Regions from separate parts of the Homo sapiens genome. Here regions 2 and 3 are each linked to region 1. A link is a loop called in an ENCODE intact Hi-C map of the cell type or tissue named here. Cell type or tissue: natural killer cell. All regions are shown on one strand. Region 1 has its middle 47 kb from the start of LINC02341. Region 2 overlaps TNFSF11 (TNF superfamily member 11). Region 3 has its middle 25 kb from the start of TNFSF11.

What was found. Peaks named below come from ENCODE experiments on the same cell type or tissue, not always from the same donor. Only the 100,000 strongest peaks of a DNase experiment are listed, where the experiment ranks them.
Region 2: it touches region 1 in a loop (15-fold over the local background); 3 of 110 quality-filtered maps call a loop at or near these places.
Region 3: a loop joins it to region 1, with 8 times the contacts of the local background. A loop is called at or near these places in 4 of 110 quality-filtered maps.

What each region holds. Positions count from the first base shown.
Region 1 is chr13:42,376,378-42,378,877 of GRCh38, reverse strand. No RefSeq gene overlaps it. Among named protein-coding and RNA genes, the nearest start is that of LINC02341, 47 kb to the left of the region's middle. RefSeq lists an enhancer at 790-869. In natural killer cell, no CTCF peak of the experiment used is centred here; DNase peaks (open chromatin) are centred at 287 and 987; H3K27ac peaks cover 1,652 bases.
Region 2 is chr13:42,580,026-42,582,525 of GRCh38, reverse strand. TNFSF11 (TNF superfamily member 11) reads right to left here. Exons shown (of 5, transcript NM_003701.4): 2 at 1,233-1,400. Among named protein-coding and RNA genes, the nearest start is that of TNFSF11, 7.1 kb to the right of the region's middle. RefSeq lists an enhancer at 390-1,589. In natural killer cell, no CTCF peak of the experiment used is centred here; no DNase peak of the experiment used is centred here; H3K27ac peaks cover 1,206 bases.
Region 3 is chr13:42,547,455-42,549,954 of GRCh38, reverse strand. No RefSeq gene overlaps it. Among named protein-coding and RNA genes, the nearest start is that of TNFSF11, 25 kb to the left of the region's middle. RefSeq lists an enhancer at 555-604. In natural killer cell, no CTCF peak of the experiment used is centred here; a DNase peak (open chromatin) is centred at 984; H3K27ac peaks cover 1,918 bases.

The sequences.
Region 1 (2,500 bases):
TAGCTAGGATCAACACAGGCAAGGAGTTATTTCTATCTCCAGTAGGATTGACTATTTTAAATGATTTGCGGATTCAGCCATTTCATAGCAAACAAATCCCACATCACAAAAACCACCAGGGAAATTGCCACTAATGAGTATGCTTGTTAACGACCTTAGTAAAGAAGGCAAGAAGGCAGTGGCTGAAACGGCTGGGCCCCAGAACTGTGGTCTCCCCTCTGAAGCTGGCCTCACACCCTGAGGCTGAGGTTAGTGTGAGAAGACAGTGTGACCTCTCACTTCCTACGCACCTCCCTCCTGGAGAACCATCTCAGGACCTCAGGATTGGCCTCTGGATCTCACCAACTAGTGCCCATGACTTTCATGGGTGTAAAAATAAAATTATGGTGGTAAAGCTCATGGGGTCATCCCATCTACTAAGAATCTGAAAGACTGATGGGTCATGCTTTGTGGCCCAAAACCACAATCTAGTCTGATGGTTCCATTGCCTCTGCCATCTGATATGATATCACACGGAGGGAAGAGGCAGAGCCTAGGAATAAGGCAGCCTGGAGCCAGATTATGGAGGGCTCCATGCCAAAAATACTAAATATAGATTATTTCTGGACTCATAAACTTCCCATGCCAAGAAGTCATTTTCTCTGATGTTTGTGGGGGAAGCATGGACATGGTATTGAAGACACCAGTGATTTAGTTAAATCACAGGAAACTCCTATAATCCCTGTGCTACTAGAATTCCCAGCAATACGTTTATGTAAGTAACTATAACATGAGATAATAAAAAGCTACCTAGAGAGAAGAAGAAGAAGCCCAAAACTCTTCAAGTCTCTTTAGAAGCAAAGGAAGTACTTTTCTGATGCAAAGCTTCGTAGCAGATATAGTAACACTTTCCGTTTCCACTTTCTGAATTACTCATCTCACTATTTACCATCCCAGAGTTACCAAGGGTAACAGTGAGACAAAAATGTACCCCCACTGGGACTAAAAAGGAAGTCTGGGTTGTATTTCACACCTGCTCCCTCTCCTTCAGCTCTGCATTGGGTGACAGATGCAAAACTCCTTCAGATTTGACTAAAGGTAACCCACACTCCTGGAGTTTGAGTGAATACCCACAAGCCACAGGCTAAATATGTCAGAGGGAGTTTTATAGGGGTTCCCACAGCTTCCCCATTTCCTTCCAGCTAAGTAACATGGTGCCCAGGGTTCTTTTGGTGCAGTGCAGCTTGGAGATTTGATATACGCAAAGGGGTGCATCTGTTTCCAGAAGGGCATAGTTAGCTGCCATTGGCCATCATGCTCGACACAAACTACTCCGCGTTCACATCATCACAATTTACATTATCTTCTATATCATTTTCTGTGACACATTAAATTCCCCATGCAAAAGCCATTTTCCTATCTCTTTCCTTTGCTAGAAAAAGAAGTCAATAATGACCACATTGCTTAGTGCTTACAATAGTTTTATTGCTTTTGTACTAGGTTATGATAGACACTGCACAGACATTTTAATTCCATTTAACAAAAATAAAACAGAAATACAACTTTCAAAATGAAATTGAGTACTGGCTAGGCACAGTGACTCACGTGTGTAATCCCAACTCTTTGGGAGGTCAAGAGCAGGGAGTTCAAAACCGGCTTGGGCAACATAGTAAGACCCAATTTCTACAAAAATAGAAAATTAGCTTGGCATGGTGGCATGCTCCTACAGTCCTAGCTACTCAGGAGACTAAGGCAGGAGGATTCATTGAGCACAGATGTTCGAGGCTGCAGTGAGCAAGGATGGGACGTACTGTATTCCAGCCTGGGCAACAGAGCTAGACCCTGTCTCAAGAAAGAAAGACAAAGGGGGTGGGGGGAGGAAGGAAGGAGGGGAAGGAAGGAAAAAAGGAAGGAGGGAAGGAAGGGAGGGAGGGAGGGAACCAAGTACCAGTGCTGAGGACATGTAATATACTAAAAGAGCCTATAATGTGAATTTGAACTTTGTCTGCCACCTTGAAAAAGAGTAATAGAGAAGTCTTTTTTTTTTTTTTAACATATGCTGTGTCTCACAAGCCCTTCATCCAATGGGAAAACAGCAAGTGTGGAAAATTTAGAACACATCTAGTATTAGGGCATAGCCCAAGTTGCTGTAGCAAAGTTACACAAAACACAGTGCCTCAAGCAGAATGGAAAAATATTTCCTTTTAACAGAGGAGCACATAGGTTGTGGGTAAGGCAAGGCCAAGAAGCTGACTCTGCTCCATGAGGTCCTCCAGGGACCCAGGATCATCTTCTGTTTTTAAAAAAAATTAAATCTAATTTCTATAGAGCCAAATACACTTTTCCAAGTGTTTCCACTTGTTGCCCTAGCAACATTCCCTAGAATGTTGCTCTTATCTGCAGCACCTCCTCTTTATTCTGCCCCAAAGGAAGGGTAAAAGAGAGTACAGAGCAATCAGTTTCTTTTTAAAGGGTATTAGCAAGAAGTTGCAACTCACATCCCATTGGCCAGAATTTAATC
Region 2 (2,500 bases), 200 kb before region 1:
ACCTCTAGAACCTATGATGATCATGTTTAATTTTTTTAATCAACAGTTTCTTCTTTCTTAGTGATGCATGAAATAACAAAGTAGGCTGAAAATTGGTAACTTAGATTCGATAAAATACAGCAAATCTCAACTATCAGGGTGTTACAGACGTTTACCTTCATTAGCTGGCTTTATAAAACAGCTACATCTTCCTTCCTCTACCTCTGATGGTATTACAGACGTTCACCTTTGTTAGCTGGCTTTACAAAACAGCTACATCTTCCTACCTCTACCTCTGACACATGTCCTCTTTTTAAATAATTATATTACTATATGTGGATTTTTAAAAAATAAACTACATTAGAATTAAATTTAGAGGTAAGGGCTTTGAGAACTTCAAGAGTTACTCTGGAATGACCAGAGACCCAGGGAGTTGCAACACAGAGGCTGGGATGTAGAAGTGGATGCATGCATGCAGGTATATAACGTACACACAGGTTTTGCACTGGGGTCACTGTTTGTGTTCTACCCGGGTTTTGGTGGAGTCAGTGAGTAAAATAATTCTTGGGCTGCAGAATTCTCAAGTGGCTTTGTCCAGGAAAGTAAAACTGGCAGTTATTACAGTGTTTCCCAACTGGGGCTGTCGGTGTAAGAGAAGTCATTGGTCTTCTCTGTCCCTAACTCTTCTCTTGTCACTCAGCTCTCCCAGAAAATGAGAACACGGACACAGAATCTCCATCTCACATTGTTTCCTGCTCTGCCTACTTCACCACAGATGACAGCAAAGGACCAAGAGTTACAACTGCTTCTCATCAGAGCCCTGGATCAACAGATGTGGAATAAGGGGCCCTGCCATTACGAAGCCAAACAGAAAGGAAACAGCTACCAGAAAGTCCTGTGAACTGAGCGGATGGTTTTTAGGTCAGGGAATTCAAACTAGCATACTGACTCACAGACAGGCCACAGCCACCTTAGTCTTAAGGTGTGAATTTAAGTGTGAATTTAAATCCCTCCTCTTTAAAAGAAAAAAGAAAAGAAAGAAAAGAATATTTGCATGAACGTCCCTGATTGCCATAATCAATCACTACCAACTTCAAAATAATTCTGCTAATCTCTTTAAAGCATTCCCTGTAGCTCTTTTACAAATTATTAGAATAAAAAGAGCAGAGTCAACAGCACTTAGCCAGTTTTAATTTTCAGTATTGGTAGAGTCAGCAAGGGCCCTTGACTTATCAGCCTCGATGTGGACTTACCTTTTGCACAGCTCCTTGAAAGGCCTGTTTAATTCTCCTACATGAATCAGGTATTAATTTTGTATCTTGACTCTCCAGAGTTGTGTCTTGAAAATCTGCATTTTCATGGAGTCTCAAAATTCTATAAATGCAGTGAGTGCCATCTTCTGATATTCTATTAGGATCCATCTGAGGAGGAGAAACAGTAAGGACGTTAGAGTGCTTATCACTAGTCATCCTGCTATTTAATACAGTGTGACTTAAGAACAAAAAATTCATACTCGCAAGAGTCTTTATGTCCCCAACAATGAATAGTTAATACAATGAACCTCAAGATGGTGAAAACGTTGACTTCTAATTCATTTGAACGAGTAACTGACTATCATCCACAGGACAAGGCACAGTTAGTCCTGCGATGGGCTTTTAACAATGACAGAAGTGTATGTGCGTGATTCATGGGGGAAATTGTCAAACTTGTCTAACAACATGAAAGTGTTCATAGAGGGGAGGGGCACCAAGGAAATCACATGTGGTCACTGAAGGCAGAGGAAGCTTTTTGTCTTTAAATCAACTATATGCAACATGCTAGATGGGATTATGAGGCCCACTTTGAAATTCAGAGCATGAAACCTATATAAAACAGGCGAAATCAACATCATCTTTAACCACCATGTTGGCCTGGCCTTTTTTCCTTAATCAGCCAAAGAAGGGAGAGAAAAATCCACTTTTTTACCTCCAAACAAAACTTGAAGTCAGACGTGTCATCTGTCTTTTTTGTTGACCCTCTCATCAGTGTTTCTCAAGCTGGAATGGTATACCTGTCAGCGGGTGTTTGGGAATGGATGCAGGTGATATTTGGTGTCATCACGTTAGGGTGGGGAGGCTGCATGAACAGATATTACAGACGTGTGCTGGAGGGATGCTAAGATTCCTGTAATGTAAGGAATTGTCCCACCCAAAATATACCCATTGAGTAATTAGCTGATTGCCTGTTAAGAATAGGTGTCCAGCATTAGAATATCTTTAATCACTACTCTTTAAAATTGTCTGCCTGCTCCTTCCAAGCCTTTGTGGTGGTTTCAACTGTGAAGTAAAGGGTAACAATAATTAGCTATCATCTGTTTTAATAATGAGAATTTAACTTGTCCTCTTTGTTTGTTAAATATTCAAGGTACTTCACCTGCATTTTCTTATTAGCATGTACAAACTAAGCGAAAAAGAAAAGCTACGTGAGATTACAAAGCTCAGTCAAATTAATGACAAGTCTCTTTCTCTCTTTTAAAAATTAA
Region 3 (2,500 bases), 170 kb before region 1:
CAATGGGGCTTAATATATTTTAAATCAAGGCCATCCCAACTGATATGTATTTAGTCTATTTGTAGACATTTCAACAAATAGGCACGAAGAGTCTGATAGTGCCAGGCACTGTGGTGATGCTGGGTGTGCAATAGCCAACCGCATAGGCACAGCCTCTATCCATGCGGAGTTTAGTTTCTGTGGGTAAGTGAGTATGTACAAGAAGTGCCATGATGCAGTCAGAGGGGGAAGCCTTCCTGCCCAGCTGGAAAGCCTGTGGACGACACAATGCAATCTGACCTTTCCATCATCAGCCCAACCAGCCCCACTCCCATGCCCTCCCACACCTTCAGAAGAGAAATCTTTGTTCATTTCTTTTACTTCTCTGCACATCACATGCTATTGAGAAGCACTGAGACAGAGCACAATCAAAGAGGCAAAGCACTGGATTTCACTGAGACACCAAATCTGAAAACAGGAGAGGAGACAGCCCTTGCTGACCCCTTTCAGCCCCCACATTCAATGTGTCCACAAAGGTAGACAGTAAACAGGAAAACTCACCACCACCCTCACTGTGACCTACTATCTTGGAGGCCAGACTGGCAAATCTCCTATGCAAATAAAGCCTCTTTGCTGGATGTCTAAGGCAGGTTTTATTTGCAGAGCAACTGACCAAATCCTGGGGCTCTGATGAGAGCCCAGACCTTCCCGGACCTCTCCGCAGGACCCTGGGTCGTCCTGAGCGTGTCTGCTCATAGTGCTAGTCTGTCCAGGGGTGTTTGTCATCTGCTTCATTGTATGTCTGTTTGTCTGTTTGTCTTCTCTCCAAATCTTTAGCAATTCAACAATAAACACCAGAAACCTAACTCTACTCAAAACATTCACAAAGGCGCTGCAACCATGCTTAATGGCATTGAAGCGAAGGAAGTGGGGCTGGGGGAAACAGGGTGTTGGTGGGTGTTCCCAGTTCCTATGGTCACAGCCTTAGCCACAGCCTTGAAACACACAGTATCGGGTTCTCAGCTAGCCCCCTTGGCGGGGAGAGCTGGGAGTTTCTGACCTCCTTTGGGGTTAAGGCTGCTGGTCTCAGTCTGTGCGTAAGCGAGTGGTCACAGTCCTTAATTGCAAAGGGGAAGTGGTCAGAAAACACACTCTGTCCTGGCAAGATTGATAACTTGTAAGATACTTTGGAAGAATGCCAGAAAGTAACACTGAGGTTGTCTATGAAACTAAATATACATACATCACTTACAAGTTTGCTTATAATTTCCAACATGTTCTGAAAAGAAAAAGAAAGGAAGCAGAGGGAAAGGAATTAGAGGTAGAGTTCACAACAAAGCCAATAGAATTCTCTGCCATTTCCTTTTTTGAGTGAAGAGATCACTTTAAAATAATAACATCTAACAAATCCAACAATTACTATGTTCAGGGTCCTAGTCAATGCATTTTACATGTATTGACTAATTAATTAATCATAATAGTTTTAGACACCAGTCCTTTATTTAAAATAAATAAATACTCCCATTTTATGGATAATGAAACTGAAGTCCAGAAAGTTAAGTCATATATAGGATCCCTAAGATCTAGTAAGTACTGGAGCCAGGATTTGTTCCCAGGCAAATGACTCGAGGTTAACACTAAACAATTACACCCTGCTAAAAGGGCTGAATAATTTCTATCAAATTCAAAATGAATTATCCCATGGCAAAGGGACATAGGATTTGGATCATGCTGCTAATGAAGTTGTTGTTACCAAGATCAAGACACAAGGATCAAGAGCAGTTTTAAACTGGACACTGAGGCTCAGTGAGGCCCATAAGCTGGGAAGTATATTGCTTTGGCGCTACCTTCACATTTCTTATGAAGAAAGCAATCTAGAGAAAGTCAGTAAACTTTGACCATATGAAGTTTCCAGTTTGATCTCGAATGTTGTTTCTGTTTGGGGCCACCATGCTATCTGAGCTGTCATTTTGTTACCTGACTGAAGGTAAAGGAGTTATTGCCAGGGCATGCTGTAATATTCCTCCTGGAGTTCAAAGTAGTTAAGTCTAGAAATAAAATAAAACCTTATAAGCTAGTAGACAGTGAAATTGAGACCACAAAGCACACTTGGTGATCATATGCCCACACTTTGTCTTCCAGGAAAAACATGAGAAAGAGTGATTCTGTCTTTATGAGCTGGCTCTGCTTGAAATGAAAGTGAAGGGTGAGGCTCCCAGTCTCCACTTTTCATCTCTGAAGGCTGGTGAACTTTCTGGAGACTGCCTGGAAGCCTGCATTGGGGTGACCTACATACTGCGTTAAGTCCAACAACAGTTTATGGAGTATCCACTGTATGAAGAAGGCCATGCTAAATACTGTGCAGGACACAAAAATTGAAAAGACAAAGGCTGAGCCTTCCAAGAGCCCATCGGGCTAAGAGTCATAACTGTCTGCATTGGAAGTCTGGCTGGGAAACAAGTCCTGAGACTTTGAGTTAGAGGGGAAATAAATGAAGAGATGGGAGAAATGTCTGGGGATT